Regions from separate parts of the Mus musculus genome. Here region 2 is linked to region 1. A link is a loop called in an ENCODE intact Hi-C map of the cell type or tissue named here. Cell type or tissue: heart. All regions are shown on one strand.

Region 1 (4,000 bases):
CTGCTTGCTGAGTCCCAACCAACTCCTAACTTTGGCCAGTCCCTGACATAATGTTCCTGTTCTCCACAGAGTCCTGAACTGATTCCTACAACACACACACACACACACACACACACACACACACACACACACACACACACAGAGAGAGAGAGAGAGAGAGAGAGAGAGAGAGAGAGAGAGAGAGAGGTGGAAATTCAGGTTCAGACAAGTTTAGCGCACTGCTGAAGTCAGAGATGGTGAGAGGTGAGGACCAATTGGGAATACAGAGCTGCCTTTTGAGCTAAATTTGGCAGCCCCAGGTTAGAGTGCTGCAGCCCACTAGTACCGAGGTGCATGTCAAACGCAGGAGGGCTTTCTGTCTTCCTCCTTAGCTTCCATCCTTCCCTCCTACTCATCTCCTTTTAAAAAGACACCTGTCTTACAGCTCTGGAGAAATCCACAGATTGGAGTGTACAGGTGAGGCTATCACAGGCAGGGTCTCAGAGCAGTTCCCCACCCCCACCCCCACCCCCATGAGCAACAGTCTGTGAGGAAGAGATCGAGGACAGAGAGCATCGACTGACTTATTTTAGAGCACACACAGAAATTCCGAAAATGGGGATTAGAGAGTTTCCAAGATGCTTTTGAACTCTAGCTATGAACTCATGGAAAAAAAAATTCCAAATGGAATCCAAGGTGGGAAAAGATGTACAAATACCTTCACAATGCTTTGGGCTTCATGAAGACCTCTGGCCCGACGCTCTGGCAGAGCAGTGTGAGAGAAACCTCTCTGGCAGGCACCTTTTTGTATGTACTATCTGGAAATATGCATTGCATTTCTTCCCTGGTTAGTTTCTGTTTCTGTTTATGAAGGAGGACCTTCCAGGGGATTGCGTGGGACCTCTCCCTTTTTGATCATATTTTATCATCAGAGACAGAAAAATGTACTGAACACAGGAAGATAGTTACTGCAGCAGAACTCCCTACTCCATTGCTAGGAGAGAGATTTATAGAGTGGACAAATGGGACAGAGAAGGAGCTGTGGGAGGGGAAGAGACATGTTAAGGCAGAGAAGTCAAGGTTTCAGGGTGGGACAGTTGAGTGGCACCAGGTAGTGGGATCAGAAGGTGAAGGAGTCAAAAACACATAAGACCAAGGCAAACAAAGACTCTTGGGGCCCTCCCAACACACCATCTACTTTGGGGTGTGCAGTCAACTGTGTGTGGATCCAATCCCATTTCTATCTAAAAGGGACAGCGAAGGGTAGCATGCTTAGAGTACAGCATGATCCTTCTTACATAATGATTTCTTTAAAACAAAAGGAATGAGGAGGAAAATCTTTTTTTTTATTAGAAAATTCTCTCAGACAGAAGGTTGGAAACAGCTAGCTCAAATAAAATTTAGTGTCTTCAAACTTTGAAAAGAAGGAAGAGAAAAAAAAATTAATCATGAGCAGTTCTTCAGTAGAAGAACTGAAAGCAGACGGCATTCATGTAATACCAGCCTACAAGGCTGCAGAGCCTCCAAATCCCTGCCACCATTTGTCAAATAACTGCTTCAACGCTTAGTTTCCCCCCAAATGCCCTCCTAAATATAGTGCCTTCCTTTTGGTCAGCATCCTAATCAATAAGATTGGGTCTCTCAAGCTGTATCCCATACTTTGAAGTCTCAGATTGACTCATAAGGAATTTCCATCCGTCCTCACAGCTGCTGAGAAGGGAGCCCTAGCAGAAGGAAGGAACGCGTGCTCTCCCCACACTTCCTTCCTGTCTGCGCTGTTCCTGGCTGGGTTGTGCAGATGCATCCCAGCGTCTCAGAGGTCACTCGGCACATTGTTCACAGTGTGGATGCATCTAGAGCATAGTGTGTTTAGAGCGGTATCCAGGTCTCATTTTTGTGCTAGATATTACCAGAAAATCTTATAAGCTGTGCAAAAATATTAATTATGAATACATTTACCATATCTTTATTTCACAAGTCCTGTCATTTTTTCTGTAACTGAGTGTATTTATTACTCTTTAAAAAAAATTCAAGTAGGAAGCAAGTGACAGTATTCTTGTGTAATTACTAAGTTGTGAGAAAAAAAATCTTTCTACAAAAGTTTTTGAGCTGAATATGGTGACAAACACCTGCAATTCTGTCAACCTGGAAGATTCAGACAGGAGGGTTATGAGTTGGAGGCCAGTCTGGCTTGTACATTAAGACATGTATCATCTATTCATGCCCCCACAAATGGGGTGACTCACAAGGTAAGACCTTTTAGAATAATGACTGACGTGTTCGGAACACAATGGACTCTGTGTTATTTGCTCTTGTAGAAGGGGCACTTTAGACTTTGCCTTATAGGACGATCAGTTGGAAAGTTCCAAGTCAGGATATGCCTTGCGTCTCTATGCCAGCACTGTGTCTATCCTCTGGCTTCATGTGTGAGTCGTAATATTGCTTAGGATGTCAGATTTGGTTTGTCTCTTATTCCCACGAGGTTCATGATGTACGTGGTCCTGTTTCTTTCCTCTTTCTGCATTCTTCACCGACTTTGAGAAACCCTTCTCAACTCCACAGTACTTGACACTTGGTGCTTTTAAAAGCAAAAGCAAAAGAACGAACACACAAGGAATAGACTCTGCTGTCTTAAGATAGGCAGTCAAAGAACTACCTGAAAACGTCTGAGATTTTATCTCTTCTAGAGAGTCTAATCTCAGGGAAGAACTGGGTGAGCAGAGAGTTCACGAGTGTATTCTTTTCATAAGATTCAAAAAGTTTAAAAAAAAAAAAGCCCGATGTCCAATTGCAAGGCAAGAGATAAAGATCAAAGACTTGTTTTATTACAATATTTTCATTTTTATTGAACAGATTCATTTTGGACTTTGGCTTGGTTTGGGAATGTTTACCTTTTAATAAGTGATCTGTTTAAATGTGGATCAGAGAACAAGGCTTTCTGTTTTACAGTTGAACTTTTGACCTTGGTGGGGGTGTGAACGGGTGGAGACTAAGAGGAAAGTCCGCTGTGTTTGTACTGAACTTTTTACCCATTTAAAAAAAAAAGAAAGAGAGAGATAGAGAGAGGCGAGTTTAAAGTTCACAGAGTTCACAGGAGGTCTCTATTGGGGATTTCTGGTATTATTAACTTCCTGACCTCAGATAATTAAAAAGGAAGAGCAGGGCCACCTCAGACTGTGACTCAACTTTGAACTCTTAACCTCGCCAGTAAAGCATTTCAATTGTAAATGGTAGACCCTGAAGCTTGCTTGCTGTGATCAACCAGTTTTCATCCCCGGTTACCAAGGCATAGACCCACAGAGGAGCCTGAGCGTCCCTTTGTATTTGCTTAACCTATTTTTTTTACCAGAAAGGACTGTGAACGCTCTATACTCAGAAATGACAGGCATTCTGGCGCACAAGTTGAGCGTCAAGGGTCACTGGATTGCAGAGCTAGAAGCAGCCTTAGATTACCTGGCCAGCTGCCTCAGCTGGGCTACTCTTAGAAGCCAGTAGGTCCAGTGACTTCAGGAATGTAGAAGCCACCCTGGTCATTTGGCTTTGTTTGTCTCCGTTCACAACGGGATGCAAGTGGCCTAGAGGGGGTATGACTTCTGTATTTTAATATTGAAATTCGTAAGGGGGAAGCAGTAAATTTGGTTCCCAAGTGACCTCTTTACTGATACTGGTTGCATAACCTCAGAAACTTTCCTAACTTTTCTAAGTAGTGATTTGCTTAGTTGGGGAGAGAATTCAGACTATGGGCTCTTGTTTGCATTTATGGTATTCCTTGTTGCGGTCATAGTTATTTATTTTGCTTTGTGGTGTCTTGGTGTTCATCTGTTTGGTTTTTGCAGAGCTGGAGGTTGAAATTAAGTCATTACAGTCTCATAAGTGATCTACAACTGAGCTTCACTCCAGGTCACCGTGAGAGTTCTGTAATTTACATTGAAACGCCATGCACACAATTCTAGGCAAGAAATGGGTTTTCTTTGGGTTGATGGCAATGATTTTAGAGTAATTGGTTAGGGCACATGGTCTT
Region 2 (4,000 bases), 56 kb before region 1:
AGGGTCCAGTCCATTGAGGGTGGGGACACCTCTAATCATGGGCTCTAAAAGAAAACAGGCTGAGTGAGCCACGGGAAGGAAGCCAGTAAGCAGCTCTTTCATGGCCTCTACATCAACTCCTGCCTCCAGGTTCTTGCCCTGTTTGAGTTCCTGTCCTGACTTCCTCTGATGATGAACTGTGATAAGGAAGTATAAACCAAACAACCCCTTTCCTCCCAGGTGTTTCAGCACAGCAATAATAACTCTAACTAAGGTACCCACAAAAAACAAATTGACTCTCATTTATCTCTACTTGGAGCAAAGCATCATTCACTTAGTTAAACTTATCAAAGCAGGCACCTGAGCACTGGCTTCACGGTTTTGGTCTCAGGTTAGGCCTGAGAGGAGACTCTGTATAGGCTGTGTGGCTATGAAGAATCCATGGGGTATCCCCACTTGTACAGGAACCTATTTGGTTTTCTCAGGAGTGAGGGGATGGAGCAACCAGCTATAGTTCCCTCAGGGGAACAGTAGTAGGTACTGGCCAGGCCAGAAGGTAGGAGTGCTACCCCTCATTCTGCTGAAAGACTGGGTGCTGAAAATCAAACACATATGTGAAAAGCCCAATCTAGTCACCAGGAGATTTTCCAGGAAGTGTGATGAATATTGTGTCTCCCACAAAGAAGCTATGAACTTCCACCCACCCACGTCCTTTCCTCTTTTTGAATTTGTTTTCTTCCTGCTAATAAAACTAAAAAGTCCCTCACAAGATCAAAGCTTTCAGATTTGATAACATCCCTTAACCCCCACCCCCCTTGGCAGTCTGAAAGCTTTAAAAGTGTGGTGGGCATTTATACTATAACTAAAGCCTTTTAGGAGGAAGGGGCGGGGCGTGGCTTTACAGGATAGTACTGTAGGCTTGTGCAGGCTAGCCTTCGATTTGCAGCAGTCTAGATTCATTTTCCCAGGGTTTGGGATTATAGGCATGAGCCACCATCTCCTACCCATTCTTGCTTTCCTAAAGACCTTCCTCCCTGGAAACAAACAACACGTTCTGTCCCTACCTCCCATCCTAGCCAGAGAGAGAGAGAGAGCTGTTGACATGTAATCCATTTGGTTTTATAACCCAGTGTCTTTCAGAGTGCCAAGATCATCTGTGTTCAACATTCTCTTCCATTAAGACTCCTTCCTATACCGACATTCAGTGATACTAACCATCCGGCCCTTCAAACAGCTCAGACTTCAAGTTCCTTCTAAGTATCCAGCCATCCTAAAGTTTATGTTTCCTCTAACTTATGTCTACCCATCTACGTTGTCATACTATTAACTTCTGAAGTTCAGCTTACCCCAGTCTCAAATTCAGTGTGCATGCTCTCTGCCAGGTTTTTCTAATCACCCTTTCCCTATGTTGGAAAACCATGACTCCAGATGGAGTTCCTCCTTGACTTTGGTTTATGATCACTATCATTCATCTGAGATTTCCTTAATCTGTTGCTTCCCACCCATCTCATATGCTGTCACTCTGAGTTTTAACTTGTCATTTCAAGTTTTCTGTATCTACTGGGCCTTCCTCCTCCCATTTCTTTAAAGACATTCTAGTTCAAAAGCATAAGAACCCACTGGGCTCTTCAAACAAAACCACTGATGACAACGGAAGCCTAGTTGAATTCAGTTAGATTCTTCCATGTATCCAAGGTCTTAGACATCTGTCCCTACATGCAGTATGACTCACTGTCTCTGAGCACTCCTGCCTAGGTGCCATAGGTACCTTCAGTCCCTTACCATTCTTTGCCTAAGGATTATTCACCACTATGGGATCAATGTGTTGGTGAGCCCACTACAAATGCTTAACACTTTTTGTAAGCTTCCCTTATTGCACTCATTAGAATAAATAGTATACTTCAGACTACTGTTAAAAAGTCAAAGGCAAGCAAACAGGTTCTTAATGATAAAGATTCTCGACCTCATGGAAGCTACAATTAATACTAGCCTACTTCAGATTCCCCCAAGGAACTACGAATTTCTGTGGATACAGAAATGACAACGGGTACCCAACTAGCTCAGCCATCAGCCATTGGAGTGTTTTGAATGTGGCAACTTCCCTATTGTGACCAAATCACTAGGATTTGGATGGAGCCGTACATGACTAATGAATGTACATAGCTTGATGTAGAGCTTATCTCATGTGGTGCTAAGCTGCTAGATAAGATTTCCCTTTCTTCTGATTGCACAGAATTGGCATAAATGTGTTTAGCAAGGGTGTTCTGTTTGCCGAGGGTTGGAATGAGAATTCATTTCCTATCCCTTGAGAAGAAATAAGATCTTGTCTGAAACTTCGTTGCACCCAGAATATTTGTGACTAGCCCTGAAAATGTAAATCTAGAGTATATTCAGGATGAGTAGGTGTTTTCGGTGACGATGAACCAGTTCACTCTCTCTAGTGAAGCAGTGCTGATAAAGGCCATTCCCAATTTCCACTCGTTATAAGACTGGAGGTTGTAAGGAAGAGAGGAGGGATGTCTGCCGTCAAGGCTTTTTAACATAAAAGGGATATTTTGGAGTTAGTCCTTAATTGAAGGACCATGAGGACAGATGGCTATAGTAAGAATGAGAACAGCAGTTACAAGTCCAGCATCCCTGCTTTTGCTTAAGTGAGGTCATTTCCTTATGTCCCAGATTTGACTTTCTGGACTGAAAAGGGAAAAAAAAAAAATAAGTTTTTGCTTTTTTTGCTTGAGAAAAGCAGGATGTCTTTTAATCTTAACTATTTAAAGGATAATCCTTTCTTCCTACATCAAAGATAAGAAGTCTGTTGGGAATCTATACATTTAAATCAGATTTATTTCTAGTGTGTTTTTGTCCTGGGGTAAGAATGTAGGCTCCTGGAAACCATGGACTTCATGGTGATCAAAAGCCGTATAGGTAAAATTTGGATCTGAAATGTGCCCCAAGGGTGGCACTGCTGAGAAGGGGTGGAGCCTGAGAATACGCTATGCTCTCTAGCACGAGCTCTTCATGGCATCCCTTCATCTCTTCCTGGCCACAAGGAGGTTGCTTTGCCCTGCCTCGTGCTCCCCATCAGCTTGTGGCGTCACAGGCCCAAAGCAATAAGGCCATCGAATGATCACTGACCAACTCTAAAACTACAAGCCAAAATAAGCCATTCTCTGTCATAAGACAATTGTGTCCAGTGTTCATTACACGCTCACTATTTTGCAATGTTTCAGTGGCTTTGCAGTATCTATCACATCAAAATAGGTTTTATTTAAAAAGTGTGCAAGAAGCAGCCAATGTTTGCCATACACCACATGCAAGTTTCCCTTCTATGAGTAACACTTTGATTACTGTAGTACATTTGCTATAATTGAGGAATCAATATTACTATATTAATAGCTAAGGCCCATAGTTTACACTAGTTTCAATTTTTGTATTTATTATCTATTATTTGATGAATTATACTGTATAGCACTATCATATTATCCTATAGAACAGACTTAGCACACTAAGACCTCCTGTGCCCGTGGCGCCCACCTTCACCCTGACTACACGCCCCTCCTTGAGCACAGGAAGTATTCCTTCTCTCGAACGTTGTCTAGTCAGAACCTAACAGTCCGTAGCCTTTCAGAGCTGCCTCTTTCACTTAGTGATAAGCACTGAAGATTGGTCTACATCTTGTGGTTTGATAGTTCACTTACTTTCATTGCTGATAACGACCCATTTGTGAATCATAACAGAGTTTGCTTGTGTGTTGACCTGTTGGAAGATGTATTAGCTGCTTCCAAGTTTGGATAATTATATGTAAAATTCTATAAACGTTACCATGTAGATTTTGGTGAGAACAGTGGTCTCTGCATTTTTGGGGGGAGTAATCCCAGCCATTTAGTAATTTAAATTTCCCAGCTTCCCTGGAATCAAGCAATGTTTAACTGTCATTCTGAATGTGTGCCAGTTTCATTGGCTGAGTCAGAATAGGCAAAATTAGGTTGAAGTGTTACCCTAGACAGGTGAGAGTTAGGAACCA

Evidence for each region. Peaks named below come from ENCODE experiments on the same cell type or tissue, not always from the same donor. Only the 100,000 strongest peaks of a DNase experiment are listed, where the experiment ranks them.
Region 2: a loop joins it to region 1, with 2.8 times the contacts of the local background. A loop is called at or near these places in 3 of 42 quality-filtered maps.

What each region holds. Positions count from the first base shown.
Region 1 is chr16:76,224,404-76,228,403 of GRCm38, reverse strand. The region is part of intron 2 of Gm30507 (a long non-coding RNA gene); the gene reads left to right. Among named protein-coding and RNA genes, the nearest start is that of Gm30507, 23 kb to the left of the region's middle. In heart, no CTCF peak of the experiment used is centred here; a DNase peak (open chromatin) is centred at 1,733; H3K27ac peaks cover 189 bases.
Region 2 is chr16:76,280,178-76,284,177 of GRCm38, reverse strand. No RefSeq gene overlaps it. Among named protein-coding and RNA genes, the nearest start is that of Gm30569, 19 kb to the left of the region's middle. In heart, no CTCF peak of the experiment used is centred here; no DNase peak of the experiment used is centred here.